Regions from separate parts of the Homo sapiens genome. Here region 2 is linked to region 1. A link is an interaction called in ENCODE POLR2A ChIA-PET data of the cell type or tissue named here. Cell type or tissue: OCI-LY7. All regions are shown on one strand. Each heading gives the region's core, and the rest is flanking DNA. Links, peaks and the distances in the headings are about the cores only. Region 1 overlaps SUGCT (succinyl-CoA:glutarate-CoA transferase). Region 2 holds the start of LOC107986789 (a long non-coding RNA gene).

The links. ChIA-PET counts read pairs that join two places held together with the same protein. Peaks named below come from ENCODE experiments on the same cell type or tissue, not always from the same donor. Only the 100,000 strongest peaks of a DNase experiment are listed, where the experiment ranks them.
Region 2: POLR2A ChIA-PET joins it to region 1 with 15 read pairs; 2 of 35 experiments call an interaction of 5 or more read pairs at or near these places.

What each region holds. Positions count from the first base shown.
Region 1 is chr7:40,831,583-40,840,359 of GRCh38, reverse strand. The region is part of intron 13 of SUGCT (succinyl-CoA:glutarate-CoA transferase); the gene reads right to left. Among named protein-coding and RNA genes, the nearest start is that of LINC01450, 140 kb to the left of the region's middle. In OCI-LY7, for the core only: CTCF peaks have their summits at 6,174 and 6,376; DNase peaks (open chromatin) are centred at 3,929 and 6,339; H3K4me3 peaks cover 888 bases; H3K27ac peaks cover 1,939 bases.
Region 2 is chr7:41,681,890-41,690,666 of GRCh38, reverse strand. INHBA (inhibin subunit beta A) reads left to right here. Exons shown (of 3, transcript NM_002192.4): 3 at 125-5,553. The coding sequence ends at 1,017. LOC107986789 (a long non-coding RNA gene) reads right to left here and starts at 7,492. Exons shown (of 2, transcript XR_001745187.2): 1 at 7,369-7,492; 2 at 7,030-7,278. In OCI-LY7, for the core only: no CTCF peak of the experiment used is centred there; no DNase peak of the experiment used is centred there.

The DNA of each region.
Region 1 (8,777 bases), core at 208-8,207:
ATTTTGTGGTGGTCACCCTGCAGGACTGACCTCCACCCAAAACTTCATTTGGATGTTGAGACTTAGGATTACAAGCATATACCAAGAGGGTATGAAAGGATTATTATTCACATAATGAGACTTTCTGAGGAGTGCAGGATGACTCCCATGGAGTTCACAAAGTGGCTCAAATTTAGATAACGAGCCCTACTCACAGAGATTCCGCTTTAGTATGTGTAAGGCCAGGCTCAGCAATATGCATTTTTGAGTTGGCATGCTAGAAAACTGAGGTGGAAAACCTCAGTTTCACACTTTGATAAATACCTAAGGCACTGAGTCATCTGTTTTTTCTTTGATAAGCTGGCTCTCACCCATAAAGGAAGCAGAAAATGAGAAAACCTCTTTTTTTTTTGAAAACAGATTTGGGATGCTCTCCTCTTCTGGGTTTTGCCCAAGAGGCTTCCAGCATTTCCTGTAGCACACTCGGTGGGCATTACTGCACATTCACTGGCACATCACTGGTCTGGGGAGTCAAACTTACTGTAGAATAGTCACTTGGATGTTTATTGAATGTTCTGTTTCATTGGAAACAAAATTGTGGTTAACAAAATAAAAATAGAGAAAACATAAATTACAAATATCAAGAATGAAACAAGGGACATCACTCCAGATCCTGCAGTCATTAAAAGTTTACTCTTAAAAATTTAACTCAGAAAATGACCTTTTACTCAGTAACCACTGACTACCAAAACTCAAAAAATATTAAAATAGGTAAGTTGAACAGTTCTATAATCATTAATGATACTGAATTCATAATTTAAAATTTTCTAAAAAAGAAATTTCTAGGTTTCTATGGTTTCACTGTAGAATTATACCAAACATTTAAAAAAGAATTTACACAATCACTTCCAGAATATAGAAGAGGGAGGAATATTTCCCAACTCATTTTATGATCTCAAAACCAATAAAAATTAGCTGGGCAGGGTGATACATGCTTACAGTGTCAGCTACTTGGGAGGCTAAGGTGGGAAGATTAGTTGAACCCAGGAGTTTGAAGCTGCAGTGAGCTATGATTGTGCCAGTACACTCCAGCCTGAGCAACAGAGCAAGATCCTGTCTCTAAAAAATAAAAATATGGTCTCAAAACTAGACAGACAGTACATCAAAAGAAAACTAGGGGTCAACATATCTCATAATCTTATGTCTAAAAATCTCAATATGGCAAATAAAATCCAGTAATGTATAAAAAAGAAGTATTCACCATGAACAAGTAGAATTTATTCCAGTAATGCCAAGTTGGTTTAATATTTGAAAATCAATCAATGCAATTCACCATATGAACAGGCTAAAGGAGAAAAATCATGTGATCATATCAATTGATGCAGAAAAGGTATTAGATGTAATACAACACCTACATGTGAAAAAAAAAAAAAAAACTCTCACCAAAGGAAGAATAGAGGGCACTTCTTCAACTTCATAAAAAACTAAAAAGCATTTACAAAACCCAATAGCTACCTTCATACTTAATGATAAAAGACTATATACTTTAAGATTAGAAACAAGGCAAGGATGTCCCCTTTCATCGCTCTTATTCAACAAAGTACTGTAAGTTCTAGCCCAGTAATAAGGCAATAAAAAGAAATAAAGGGCATATAGTTTGGAAAGGAAGAAATAAAATTGTCCTTATTTGCAGATAGCATGGTTGTCTATGTAGGAAATCTTCAGTAATCTATAAAGCAAACAAACAAAACGCTAGATGTAATGAAGGCCTTAGGATACAAGATAAAAGACGCAAAAAGCAATCACATTTCTATGTAGTAATAAGGAAAATGTGGAAACTGAAATTAAAAACACAACACTCCTTCCAATTACTCCAAACAAAATGAAATAGGTATAAAATTAACAAAGCTTTTAAGTATGCTGAACATTACAAAATGCTGATAAAAGAAATCATAGAAGACCTAAGTAAATGGAGAGACATACTGTGTTCATAAATTTGAAAATACAACATATTAAAGATGTCAATTCTCCTCAAATTGATACACATGTTGGATGTAATGCCTATCAAAATCCCTGAAAGAACTGTTGTTTTCTCCTGTAAACACAGATAAGCCTATTCTAAATTTTATCTGAAAAGACATAGGATTTGTAATAGCTAAAATAATTTTGAAAAAAGGGGTAAAGTAGGAAGATTCATTCTATTCTATTTTAACTATTATTATACAGTTACAATCATCAAGACCATGTAGTACCAGTGGAGCGATAGAAATCTCAGTCAATGGAACAGAAATAGAGAGTCCAGAAATAGACTCACAAAACATATCCAGTTGATGTTTAGCAGAGGTGCAAAGGCGATTAAATAGAGGAAAGATAGTTTTTTCAGCAAATGGTGCTAGAGCGACTGACCATCCATAGGCAACAGACCTCATCCTAATTTTCATATCCCATAAAAAATTAACTCAAAATAGGCCAGGCCTGGTGGCTCACGCTTGTAATCCCAGCACTTTGGGAGGCCAAGGCGGGTGGATCTCCTGAGGTCAGGAGGTCGGGACCAGCCTGGCCAACATGGTGAAACCCCACCTTTACTAAAAATACAAAAATTAGCCAGGCATGGTGGTGGGTGCCTGTAATTTCAGCTACTCGGGAGGAGGAGGCATGAGAATCGCTTGAACCCAGGAGGCAACCTGGGTTCAATCGCTCAACCAGGAGGCAGAGGTTGCAGTAAGCTGAGATTGTGCCATTGCACTCCAGCCTGGGTGAAAGAGCAAAACTCTGTCTCAAAAATAATAATAATAATAAAATAACTCAAAATGGTCACAGAATTAAAAGTGTAAAATGCTTAGAATAAAAACATAGGAGAAAAATCTTTATCTAAGACTAGGTGAAGAATTCTTAGACTTGATACCAAAAGCAAAATCTAAAATGAAAATTGATAAATTGGACCTCATCAGAATGGAAACTATTTGTTCTGTGAAAGATCATGTTAAGGAGATGAAGAGACAAGCTACAAATTTGAAGAAAATATTTGCAGACCACATAGCTAACAAAGAACTAGTACCTAGAATTTATATATTTCTCAAAACTCGAGTAAAAATTTTTAAAAGCCAGTTAGAAAATGAGCAAAAAACATGAACAGACATTTCACTGAGATAATATGGAGGTGGCTAAAAGCATATATAAAGACGTTCAATATTAGCCATTCAGGAATTATAATAAAAATCACAATTAGCTGTTGAAACACATCTACAGAATGACTAAAATAAGGAATATTGATAGCACCATATGCTGATGATGATGCAGAGAAATTGGATCACTCATACATTGCTGTTGGGGATATAAAATTTTTCTAGTCACTCTGGAAAAGAGTACGACAATTCCTTTCAAAAATATACAGGCATTGACTATACGATATAGCAACTGTACACCTAAACATGTATCCCCGAGAAATAAAAACTTGAATTTACTCAGAAATCTGCTCATGAATGTTCATATGTAATGCAAAATCTGGAAACAAATATCTTTCAGTAGGTGAACAGTTAAACAAAGGTGTTGTATTCTATATCAAAGAATACTATCCAGCAATGAAAGGAATGAACTATTGACACAAGCAACAACTTGGATGAATCTCAAGGAAATTATGCTAAGTGAAAAAAGCCAAAATAAAGAAGTTACGTGCAGTATAAATCAATTTATACAACATTCTTGAAATAAGAAAATTATAGAGATGAAGAACAATTAGTGGTTGACAGGAATTATAGAAGGAGGGAGAGAGGGAAGTGGTGGTCCCTCTAAAAGGGCAGAATGAGGGATCCTTGTGATGGAATCGTTCTATACATTGATCACGGGTATATTCACAAGGATCTACGTGTATGATAAAATTCCATAGTACTAAACACACACGCTCACCACACAATGAGTCGCATAAAACTGGTAAAATCTGCATATGGTCAGTCAACTGTATCACTGACAGTTTCCTGTCTGATATAGTTACGCAAGGTGTTACCACTGAAGCAAATCAAGTGAACAGATAATTTCTTACAACTCCATGTAAATCTACAAATATGTCAAAATAAAAAGGTTTTAAAAGCTATGAAAAGACAACAAAAACAAAAGCAAAACCTTACATCTGATTAATGCTTTTCATTTTGTATCTAACATCCCATTTCAAGAAAATGAAAAATATGCCTGAGCACAGGGCTCACATCTGTAATACCAGAGTTTTAGGAGGCTGAGTTGAGAGGATTGTTTGAGCTCAGGAGTTTGAGACCAGACTGGACAACACAGTGAGACTTCATCTCTACTAAAAAAAAAAAATTAAAAAATTAGTAGGCATAGTGACATAAACCTGTAGTCCCAGCTACTCCAGCTGCTGAGATGGGAGGATTGCTTGAGCTTGGGAAATCAAGGCTGCAGTGAGCCATGATCACTCCACTGCATTCCAGCCTGGGTGACAGAGTGAGACCCTGTCTCACCAAAAAAAAAAAAAAAAAGAAAAAAAAGAAAATGGAAGATACTAATGATTTCCTCCAAATGGAAAGTACTAAATATTTTCCTAACCAATTGGATGGATCTGGCAATTGGGGGATAGAAAAGTTAAGTGATTTACCTGAACCAGAGGACTTAATAATGGGTTCATGAAGCTTAACATTAAACTAAAACTAAACTTTACTTCAAATCCATAAATATGTTTATGTTTTTAAAAGCTTTGAAACAAAGTAAGAATATACAATAAAGCCATCAAATACGTTCTTCCAAATTGTTTGTAAGCCTTGGGAGATTGCCTGCTGTGTCATACAAATCAGGTTTTATGTAGATCCTTTACAGAAAACAGTTTCTGGAGATTGGCATAGAATGGAATGTAGGTATTGCCAGAAGGAGAGCACTAGCAGAACTTAATTTCTGTAGTCAATATTTCAACATGTAAGAAATAGGGGAAAGTGCTTGTAGGAGCCATCATAGGTAAGAAGAAATTTGAAGAATTTGGGCATAAAATTTAGGATATACCTGGAAGGAATCTAAAACAAACAAAAAACAGTCCACATCTAGTTCTTTGGAAATTAGATTTTAATTCTGTTGTTCTTATGCTTTTATGTTTTCAGGTGAATCTCAAAGAGACAAAAGACCAAATTCCAAGCTGTCAGTAAGGTGAAATGGAAGAGGAAGGCAGTGTCTTGAACTGCATTGTCCTGGTCCAGAGCCACCAGCCTCATGTGGGTGTTTGAATTAAACTTAAATAAAACTAAAATTCAGTTCCTCAGTTGGACTAGCACATTTCCAAGGCTTGACAGCCACATGTGGCTAGCGGCTATCATATTGGACAGTAAAGAAAGACATTTCTATCATCTCAATAAAGCATTGGACAGCTCCAATCTATATAATGAATGAAAACACTAAAAAGTCCCAATTTTTTTTTTTAATTTAAAAAGGACACCATTTTACAAATGACACATCGATGGATTCATATCCATAGCCTCCTAGAAGAGCAGGGTGGAGAAGACCCCGAATACTATCCTGTCAAAACACTTGTTACAGGCTTGAATCTTTCTTGTTACTGATGTCTAAACAGCCATGGCAAATAATTTTTATTTTCTTCATTCTTTTGCCGGTTAAAAGAAACATTTCTTTTATTTGAAACTGTTCTATAGCTATAAGTCTTTCATCATTCTGGCTGCTTACTGCTGAATTCCAGTCTGGGTTCCAATTTATCTATATCTCTAGTCAAATAACTTGTGCCAAAATTAAGTGCCATGTTCCAGGTGCGCAGAATATAGGAGGTTTATCTTTTTCCTTAGTCTAGATATTATGCATCTACTTTTACAGACTAAAATCACAAGTTGACTTTTAGTAACCCCACCAATAAATTTATTTGCAATTAGTTTTTAGTTAAATAAAACCCTGCAATCTGGTTAATGTGGCCCATTGCTCCATCTAATTGAAACGTTGTGTGTCCTATTTATAACCAGTCTACTTTTGAATACTTCTGGTGGAAAAATCATTAACCCTGATTTTATATCAGATGCAAAAGCGTGGCCTCCAACATCTTTCTCCATGTAACTATTAAAAGTGTTAATAATGGGGTCCAAGCGTATGTCTTTGGGAAACTCTACTCCCCACCCACCCCCCAGCCTAAGAATCATCACAGTTTGGACCCAACCATTCACAAGTCAGTTCAACTATTTAGCTGTCCAGTCCATGCTTCTCCATTTTGCCCACAAAGACATACCTAGTCACCCAGCTTTTATTGAATCTCCTGCAATACGCTTCACCTTTCCCAGAAAGTTAAAAAAGCAGAACTGAGATTTTTTGTTTAAGATGACTAGGGAGGTTTTTACAGCACAGAAGAGAACTCACCAACCCTGGAGAAGGGATGATGCACTTGAAGTATTGGCACCCCACAGTGGGCAACTCTAGCATTTCACGTTAAAACAATGCTGAAAACAATTTCTAATGGTTCTATTGATTTTCAAACAATAATAAAGGGTAGGGTCCTACTTAATTGAATCCTAATGAGTTTGGTATTTACCACAGTCCGTCACCAAATGCACTTCTTGTACAAAACTCTTTGAACTTGCTGTGGGAGAGGAGAACTCTCTGTTCTAAATGCTGCCTTCACCACTGTCCAGCTGGGATGTTTTAGAACCAAGTCTCTCACTGACTCATTCAGTCCAGAAACAAATAGAGGAAAATTTGCAGCACCTGATCCCAAAGCAGGTGGCTATGCATTAATGATGTAGCACGTGCCAAGATCCTGAAAGGAATGGTTCTAGAGAAATATTGCAGGACCTAATTATTTTTAATGTCTCTCCTAACTTGAAAGTGGTTTGTGTACATGACTTCAATTTTCAAAAGATACAATGCAGCCTGGGACTTTAAAACAGGGAATCTGGCAAATTAACTAATAAGTGTATGAACACATGTTGAAATGGCAAGGCACTAAATAGGCTGGCTTCTCCTACAGAAAAGAGTCATTTAACAGGAGTCAGTTAAGTCAATGTTTACTTTCCACGTAAGGAACTTTACATCACAAATGGGAGAAATAATTCAGCAGGTAGAAAAAAAGGGAAAAAACTTTCCAAGCAGGGAAACTTCCTTGGGTTGTTAATGTTTCTTGTTAAGATGGGTCTTGGAAAACAACCCATCTCAGATCAACATTCCTACATGTGGAGTTTGGATTCTTTTTTTCTTCCAGTAATCTTCAACTACAATGGGATCTATCTGACTATTATTGCAATGTTTAAAAACAGTACTGATCAGATTCCTTTCCAGTGGGACAACCAAGAAAAAATGGACTGCTGAAAAAAAAAATCTAGAGGTAAAATATGCAGACCTGTCAAGGGATGATGGCCCGAGCAGAGGTCTATGGACCGAGGGGATGGCAGCATGCAGAATAGAAGTAGGAGTGGAAGAGGCCCGGCACAGTGACTCACGCCTGTAATCCCAGCACTTTGGGAGGCTGAGGCAGGCTGGTCACAAGGTCAGGAGATCGAGACCATCCTGGTTAACATGGTGACACCCCGTCTCTACTAAAAACACAAAAAATTAGCCGGGCATAGTAGCGGGTGCCTGTAGTCCCAGCTACTTGGGAGGGTGAGGCAAGAGAATGGCGTGAACCTGGGAGGCGGAGCTTGCAGTGAGCCAAGATTGGGCCACTGCACTCCAGCCTGGGTGACAGAGTGAGACTCTGTCTCAAAAAAAAAAAAAAAGTAGGAGTGGAAGAAACAAAGAAGGCCTGAAGCAATAGGTATATCTGGCCTGAAATCTTCCTCTCTAGCTAATTCTTTGTGGCTAGGAGTGCTCACATCCGGGAAAAAAAAAAAACAAAAAAAACCCTGGAAAACAAAAAACCAACCAAACAGAAAACCCAGAGTGGATGTATGAACCATTATAGCTATCCTTCTCTTAACTGTTTGGTGCAGAACACTAAAAAATATAAAGTTTGGGAGAACATGTGTCCTATTACGTAATTCTTGGTATAATATTAATACTACCACAACATTAAATGGGACACAGTGTTTTCACAACAATATGATATTAGATGATACTCACAATGACCCTGTAGGATGGAGGATAATTATTTTTCCCACTTAACATTAAAGGAAAATAAGGCCCTGAGAGGTTTCATGTTGCCTAGAATCCCCCAAATAAGGAAGCGGAGCAAGAACCAGAACTGTTGGATGCCTGCTCTGGGTTACTTTTCAGGACTCTGTGTCACCACCTATCTCATGAGTGCTCTCCAGAGATACCCGGACGCACACAGGGACAGCCACACATTTGCATGCACGGCCCCTTGTGAATGGAGACAGGCTCCATACTGCTCACTTTCTTTCATTCCCCTGCACACTTAAGTTACTGTACCACAACACCCAAGACCCCCCAACATGTGCTGTTGCCCTGAAACTGGAGTTACTACTATATAAGTGTTCTAAACATAGGCTATTGTCCTGCCAGAAGACTCCTCCTCTGGGAGTCCCTGGAGCCCCCTCTAGGCTGTCCTGCCAGTGTGTGAGCCTGTACTCTCTTCCTCCTTAATATGCCTGGTAGCCTTCATCACACTACAGGCCTATAGCCAGCCCTGCTGAATTCAGGCTGGGGTTGGGGTGAATAGTAAGAAGAGTATCACACAGAGATAGGATCTAGAGGTGTAACATGTAAACAGAAGTGTTCTTAGTGTTCACAGTCGGAACTCAAGGTTATATTTTCCCACAGAATCCATGTGACTGATGCTGACTTGCTAATGAGATTCAATAATTCTGGGAGTATTTAGTAGCATCTTGGTTAAACATCTGCATTATATAGGG
Region 2 (8,777 bases), core at 459-8,458, 850 kb before region 1:
TGTTGACCCCTATTCAAGAGGGTCTGTCACAGAAGACTCCTGCTTGCCTGAAATTTACGAGTGCATGTAAATGTTGGAATTAACAGGTGTGCCTGTTTTCTCTTATGCTGTCTTTCATCTTCAGGAACAGCCAGGAAGACGCTGCACTTCGAGATTTCCAAGGAAGGCAGTGACCTGTCAGTGGTGGAGCGTGCAGAAGTCTGGCTCTTCCTAAAAGTCCCCAAGGCCAACAGGACCAGGACCAAAGTCACCATCCGCCTCTTCCAGCAGCAGAAGCACCCGCAGGGCAGCTTGGACACAGGGGAAGAGGCCGAGGAAGTGGGCTTAAAGGGGGAGAGGAGTGAACTGTTGCTCTCTGAAAAAGTAGTAGACGCTCGGAAGAGCACCTGGCATGTCTTCCCTGTCTCCAGCAGCATCCAGCGGTTGCTGGACCAGGGCAAGAGCTCCCTGGACGTTCGGATTGCCTGTGAGCAGTGCCAGGAGAGTGGCGCCAGCTTGGTTCTCCTGGGCAAGAAGAAGAAGAAAGAAGAGGAGGGGGAAGGGAAAAAGAAGGGCGGAGGTGAAGGTGGGGCAGGAGCAGATGAGGAAAAGGAGCAGTCGCACAGACCTTTCCTCATGCTGCAGGCCCGGCAGTCTGAAGACCACCCTCATCGCCGGCGTCGGCGGGGCTTGGAGTGTGATGGCAAGGTCAACATCTGCTGTAAGAAACAGTTCTTTGTCAGTTTCAAGGACATCGGCTGGAATGACTGGATCATTGCTCCCTCTGGCTATCATGCCAACTACTGCGAGGGTGAGTGCCCGAGCCATATAGCAGGCACGTCCGGGTCCTCACTGTCCTTCCACTCAACAGTCATCAACCACTACCGCATGCGGGGCCATAGCCCCTTTGCCAACCTCAAATCGTGCTGTGTGCCCACCAAGCTGAGACCCATGTCCATGTTGTACTATGATGATGGTCAAAACATCATCAAAAAGGACATTCAGAACATGATCGTGGAGGAGTGTGGGTGCTCATAGAGTTGCCCAGCCCAGGGGGAAAGGGAGCAAGAGTTGTCCAGAGAAGACAGTGGCAAAATGAAGAAATTTTTAAGGTTTCTGAGTTAACCAGAAAAATAGAAATTAAAAACAAAACAAAAAAAAAAACAAAAAAAAACAAAAGTAAATTAAAAACAAAACCTGATGAAACAGATGAAGGAAGATGTGGAAAAAATCCTTAGCCAGGGCTCAGAGATGAAGCAGTGAAAGAGACAGGAATTGGGAGGGAAAGGGAGAATGGTGTACCCTTTATTTCTTCTGAAATCACACTGATGACATCAGTTGTTTAAACGGGGTATTGTCCTTTCCCCCCTTGAGGTTCCCTTGTGAGCCTTGAATCAACCAATCTAGTCTGCAGTAGTGTGGACTAGAACAACCCAAATAGCATCTAGAAAGCCATGAGTTTGAAAGGGCCCATCACAGGCACTTTCCTACCCAATTACCCAGGTCATAAGGTATGTCTGTGTGACACTTATCTCTGTGTATATCAGCATACACACACACACACACACACACACACACACACACAGGCATTTCCACACATTACATATATACACATACTGGTAAAAGAACAATCGTGTGCAGGTGGTCACACTTCCTTTTTCTGTACCACTTTTGCAACAAAACAAAACAAACAACATTAAAAAATTGAGAACAAGTATGGAAAGAATGAAAGATCAAGGAAAAAAGAATACCAAGTTACATTTCGTTAAGGTGCTTATGATCTTAGAACTATGCAACCTAATAGGTTTGAAACTGTTTACCTGAGAGAGAACAAAAAGAGAGACTTTTTTGTATTGGAAGTAATCTGATTAATTTTTATTTTCTTCAAGGAGAGATACTTGAAAGGAATATGTTTGTCCATCTGTTGGATCCAAACATTTCTATATTTTGTAAATGTTGTTGTTGTTTTTTTTTTAATCGTTTACTATTTGCACTACAATGGTGTTTGACCTGTCTAATCCTTATTTAACAAGTATTTTCTTTGGTTGGGGGTGGGGGTGGGGTTTAAGAGCTGCACTTAATGTGAGCTATAAAAGAACTGCTACAGCACACAAAATAGCTATTTTTATTATTATAATTATAATTATTATTATTATTTTGTACCTTAAAAAATAGACACATACACCAAAGACATTTGTGTGAGCCTTTAAACAGTCTGTCTGTGGTTGGTATCATTCACCATCAATGAGTCAGGGGTTGGGATTCAAGGTTGAGTAGTGTGGATTGTGTTCAGGCTTAAAAGACCTGAGAAGTTTGGTTTTTGACTCCTTTTACATCCATGAAACAGGACATTTCATACTGGATGTACAGTAGTTGTACACTGTTGGATATCAAGTTCAATCAAATTCATGGAACTACATGCTTGTATGTGTATATATACATTGCTTGTGCATATGCATATCTGTATGTATATATACATGTATTGTACCATGTCCATACACATTTTAAGCACTTCAGGCTGTCATTTTTTAATGTTCTTAAAGCAATGAATGTTTGTGTGCAAAACACAGTATTTTTAAGAAGGATAGGCTATAGTTTTTGCTTTTACTCTGAACTAGGTGGGCGCATTTCAAAAATTCGGATGGGAAAAAGCCTGGAAATTCCAGTGAATATTCAGCAAGGCCCTCTTTCATTGTACAGGGATCAAATTTCCTCCTCTTTTTTGTGCCCCCTCCCACTTCTACAAGTTATCCCCTGTGGGGAAAACAGGATGATAATCAAAACTCTGGGCTGATGTTTTTCCAACTTAGTGTCTATTGGAATCAATCTTAAATCAGAAGCTTTTTCAGAAAAATAATATTTAGGCCAGAATTAGAGTTGAGTGTATTTTTTAAAAATGATTAAGGCTTGGTTGTGAGAAATATTACCTGTACCAGCTGGGAAAAATAATGTCATCACTAACTAAAAGATAATTAATTTGAGAGAAAGTGTTAAGAGAGGGAGAGTAAGGAAGAGAACAGTTAAGAGGAGGCAGAGGTGAGGGCAGTAGTAAAAATCTCTAAAATTTTAATTTACAGCCAAAATTCTTCATGTGTAAATTTGTATTGATTCAGATGCAGAAATGAAAAAAAAACACCTTTGTTTTATAAATATCAAAGTACATGCTTAAAGCCAAGTTTTTATCTAGTTTATTCTAGTACTTAGCTTGCCTGGAATAGCTAATAAATTATTCATGTATGTGCTTTTGAAAATCCAGAGCCCTATTTTTACACACTTGTGTGAAGTTGGCAAACATTTTGAAAAATGGAAAAAAGTTTCTAATAATTGGGAACAATTACATTAATTAATATTTTGTAAAATATTGAAGCTTTTAGCCCTATGTCAATTTGTAGATTAAAATAAATTAATTATAGGAAAGGAAGATAACAGTGAGAAACCAAACATTACAAAAGGTGGTTTAGCTCTCCTTGAAAAATATACTAAGTTGGTATACTATAACACTTGGCTATATGTAGGCAATGTCACTACTGGGCAAATACACTTACTGTGTTCTAGAGGCAGCCCTTTCTTATGCAGAAAATACAATACGCACTGCATGAGAAGCTTGAGAGTGGATTCTAATCCAGGTCTGTCGACCTTGGATATCATGCATGTGGGAAGGTGGGTGTGGTGAGAAAAGTTTTAAGGCAAGAGTAGATGGCCATGTTCAACTTTACAAAATTTCTTGGAAAACTGGCAGTATTTTGAACTGCATCTTCTTTGGTACCGGAACCTGCAGAAACAGTGTGAGAAATTAAGTCCTGGTTCACTGCGCAGTAGCAAAGATGGTCAAGGCCATGGAAAAAGCAGAAATTTACCAAGAAAGCTGATACCCATGTATAGTTCCCACTCATCTCAAATACATCTGCTATCTTTTTAAGCTAAGTCCTAGACATATCGGGGATAACATGGGGGTTGATTAGTGACCACAGTTATCAGAAGCAGAGAAATGTAATTCCATATTTTATTTGAAACTTATTCCATATTTTAATTGGATATTGAGTGATTGGGTTATCAAACACCCACAAACTTTAATTTTGTTAAATTTATATGGCTTTGAAATAGAAGTATAAGTTGCTACCATTTTTTGATAACATTGAAAGATAGTATTTTACCATCTTTAATCATCTTGGAAAATACAAGTCCTGTGAACAACCACTCTTTCACCTAGCAGCATGAGGCCAAAAGTAAAGGCTTTAAATTATAACATATGGGATTCTTAGTAGTATGTTTTTTTCTTGAAACTCAGTGGCTCTATCTAACCTTACTATCTCCTCACTCTTTCTCTAAGACTAAACTCTAGGCTCTTAAAAATCTGCCCACACCAATCTTAGAAGCTCTGAAAAGAATTTGTCTTTAAATATCTTTTAATAGTAACATGTATTTTATGGACCAAATTGACATTTTCGACTATTTTTTCCAAAAAAGTCAGGTGAATTTCAGCACACTGAGTTGGGAATTTCTTATCCCAGAAGACCAACCAATTTCATATTTATTTAAGATTGATTCCATACTCCGTTTTCAAGGAGAATCCCTGCAGTCTCCTTAAAGGTAGAACAAATACTTTCTATTTTTTTTTCACCATTGTGGGATTGGACTTTAAGAGGTGACTCTAAAAAAACAGAGAACAAATATGTCTCAGTTGTATTAAGCACGGACCCATATTATCATATTCACTTAAAAAAATGATTTCCTGTGCACCTTTTGGCAACTTCTCTTTTCAATGTAGGGAAAAACTTAGTCACCCTGAAAACCCACAAAATAAATAAAACTTGTAGATGTGGGCAGAAGGTTTGGGGGTGGACATTGTATGTGTTTAAATTAAACCCTGTATCACTGAGAAGCTGTTGTATGGGTCAGAGAAAATGAATGCTTAGAAGCTGTTCACATCTTCAAGAGCAGAAGCAAACCACATGTCTCAGCTATATTATTATTTATTTTTTATGCATAAAGTGAATCATTTCTTCTGTATTAATTTCCAAAGGGTTTTACCCTCTATTTAAATGCTTTGAAAAACAGTGCATTGACAATGGGTTGATATTTTTCTTTAAAAGAAAAATATAATTATGAAAGCCAAGATAATCTGAAGCCTGTTTTATTTTAAAACTTTTTATGTTCTGTGGTTGATGTTGTTTGTTTGTTTGTTTCTATTTTGTTGGTTTTTTACTTTGTTTTTTGTTTTGTTTTGTTTTGTTTTGCATACTACATGCAGTTCTTTAACCAATGTCTGTTTGGCTAATGTAATTAAAGTTGTTAATTTATATGAGTGCATTTCAACTATGTCAATGGTTTCTTAATATTTATTGTGTAGAAGTACTGGTAATTTTTTTATTTACAATATGTTTAAAGAGATAACAGTTTGATATGTTTTCATGTGTTTATAGCAGAAGTTATTTATTTCTATGGCATTCCAGCGGATATTTTGGTGTTTGCGAGGCATGCAGTCAATATTTTGTACAGTTAGTGGACAGTATTCAGCAACGCCTGATAGCTTCTTTGGCCTTATGTTAAATAAAAAGACCTGTTTGGGATGTATTTTTTATTTTTATTTTTATTTTATGTCTTATTTATTTTCCATGATCAACTTTGCACACATATTGACACATCCTTTGCTGGGTGATAATTTTGTTTTTACTGTAATTATCCAGAAGAGGATGAGAAACAGACTGAATGTGGGAGATAACAAAAGCTGGAGTGAGAGAGCTCAAGTAGAAAAAGAATAGATTTTGCCATGGCAGAGGCTGGTAATGGGCTGCAGATGCTTGGATCAGCAATATTTATATTTTATTCTTTTGTTGATTTCCCATTTCTTCAAGTGTAGTGGCAACTACTCACAGGAAATGAAGAGATATTCATTCCTTCCCTCCCTCTTTCCTTCTTCCTCCTTTCCTTTCTAGCTAGAAAACTGGAAATGCATGGAGCAACTAGAGCTAGAGATCTATATACATGGGGAAAAATGTACTTAGTCTTATTACCGGGACCAACAGAGTTGGAATTTGGAATTACAGAAGTAAGGTCAAACATTAATTGATAGGTCGACCTTTTCTTCTATAATTTTTCTCTATTATCTGTGCCCATCTCAGAGTTTATATGGAGAAAGTAACTTCCAAAACTGCTCATTTGGACCAGGAATATCCCATGTATGGCCTCATTTGATATTCACATATCATTGTTTTAACTACCCTGCACAATAGGTGTTATTGCTGCTTTTACAGATGAATCTGAGGCATGATTGAGTAACATTAATTGGAATTAAAATTCCAACCCAGGTCTATATTCAAATCTAAAGTTAATTTTCTTTTTGTTCTTCCATAATTGCATTTTTGTGTTAATTTTCTTATGTAGTAAAAAAAAAAGGGGGGTGAGTGGATTGAGTGTTGAAGTCACTTCTAACTTTTTAACGCAGAGACACTTCATACCCACCAGATAGTTCACTGGCACTTATCTTGAAGTGAAATGCCAAGTTCATGTAAGTTTATCCTAAACGCTTTTTACTTTAGTAGGAAAGTTTCTATTTTCAAATTAGAAAATGGGAATTGTTAGTTTTGCTTTATATTTATTACTTTGTCTTATCTTGCTATTCTCATATTTTGCTAGGGGTAATCCAAAGTACTTTATTTTACTTTGTGGACAGTGGGACATTTGTGTGTGCATGTATGTGTGTGTGTGCCTGCAGGTACATACATGAGCACTTGCATTAGCCTTTATTTCCTGCCAAGTTTAATAATGAATACATTTTAGGGATGAAGTAAAAACTTCACTGAATTATAAACGAGTAACCTTGTAATGAAATTTATATGGATATTATCATAATCAAGGTGAAAATTACTGAAAGAAAACAAAGTTAAAGTCAGGTATAGAAAAATACTTTGAATATGCATACATATGTATATATATATGCACACATATGTATACATGATATATATGATTATGTGTGTGTATATATGATATCTGTACACATATATATGGGACTGAGAAAGAGAATGTGTCATCATTTAAAATCAAAATCCATTTCATATAGGAGTTTAATCCTTTCTTAGAAAACAATTGTCTGAGGAGTTTTACAAACTGAAAAAGGGAATAGAACAGTGTAATAATTCTTTTTTTCTATCAAATCAAGCACCAGCTCCTTCAGTAGAATTCCAGTGTTTCTACATTAATCCAACTTCAAGTCTTCTTTCAGCCATGATAAGTCAGGATTCATTAGAAATTCTCCATTACACCCTTTTAGGCTTTTGTTAATTGTTCTGTAATTAGTGCCTACAGTAAGAAAAATAGGAAAGGCAAACTGTTTGTCCACAAGCAAAGAACCACAAAGCTGTTTCAGGCTGCTTAGAAATGAACAATTACCTCGTTTGATGATATCCAATTTCAAGAAGAGCCCATAATTCTGGGCGTTCTACCATGATTTCAAATGATCTCAGCAGATACCAGAGAAGCATCTTTCTTGCAGAAAACTTGTCAGTTGAAATCTGGAGATGGTTTTGGGAAATATTAGGCCAACTGAGTGAACAAAAATGATGAAGAATGTTTTTTGGTTTAGCTAACTTCTCTTCAGGAACACATCAGGGGAAGTGTTGAGAGAAGGTCCCATCATTGTCGGAAAACAGCAATGAAAAAGCCACCCAGGGCTAGAGTTAATGTCCTGCTGTAATTCCTGCTGTCATGGTGGTGGTGGTGCCTGCATCACTGTTATACAGGGGACCCAATGTTCTAACACGAATACTATAATATGGCAACAAAAGTTCCCATAGAAAATGCCTTTCATTAATGAAGTTTTATCAACATGGTTGAGTTCCACAGCCAAAAACCATTTAAAAAGTTTGGTACTTACATGGGACAAAAGCAATCATTAAAGGGAAACTCTTCCATTGTGAAAGGAAGAAAGGAAAAAAAGAAAGAAAGGGGAAAAAAAGACAAACAGTGCTAATCTATGCCAGAAACAGGCAGGCCTAAGGCAGGAGAATGACAAAGCATTGTGCTTCAAAGTGTTTATTGTGTTAAAGCTTCCAACCACTTTGAAGACAACCATCAAACCCTCCTAAATGAAACCAGGAAGTCTTCTTGCCATTGATGTGACAACAAATGTTTGTGTTTCATGGCTGATCTACTTATCCCTCAAAGACTCTAAGTTGTCAGTACATAGGATATTTTTTAAAGATAAAGCTAATTTTCCATCTGAGTAATCATATCCTAAATGTGATCTAATTGCCAACCAGATGAAATGCTTAGGTTCTCTCAGTGGCATACATTTAGTAGCTATTAATATACCAAATATTATGGGGTTCGCACTTCTGAAATCAACTAACTTCTATGTTCTCAAAAGAGTGAATTTAAACCAGTCTCCATCAGATCATGGACTAGCCCATACTGCCATGAAGTTACTAATGGCCTCGAATTGAAAACCCGGAGTAGGCAAATAGAGTCCTTTCCTTTTGGGCTTTGGATAAGATATGTATTACAATTTAAAATCTAGCTAATTGGGCTGATTGAATCATTAATTTAACCGCTGTATGAAAACATTCTGGGGACTTAAGAGTGATCTACAAGCTAAATACTGCCAAGGTTAACAGATGGGGTGGCTTTTTGATTGCCTTAAAGCGGGATGGACAGCAAATGTTAGCTGGTCCAACCAATGTCCCCAGCAAGCCAAGTGTCAGCAGCTTCAAAGAAACAAGACAAGCTTGCCTTCCTTTTCCCAAGACAGCAAGTTCCCAGTCCACCACCTGACCACCCCAGCTTACTCCTGCTATTAGGCA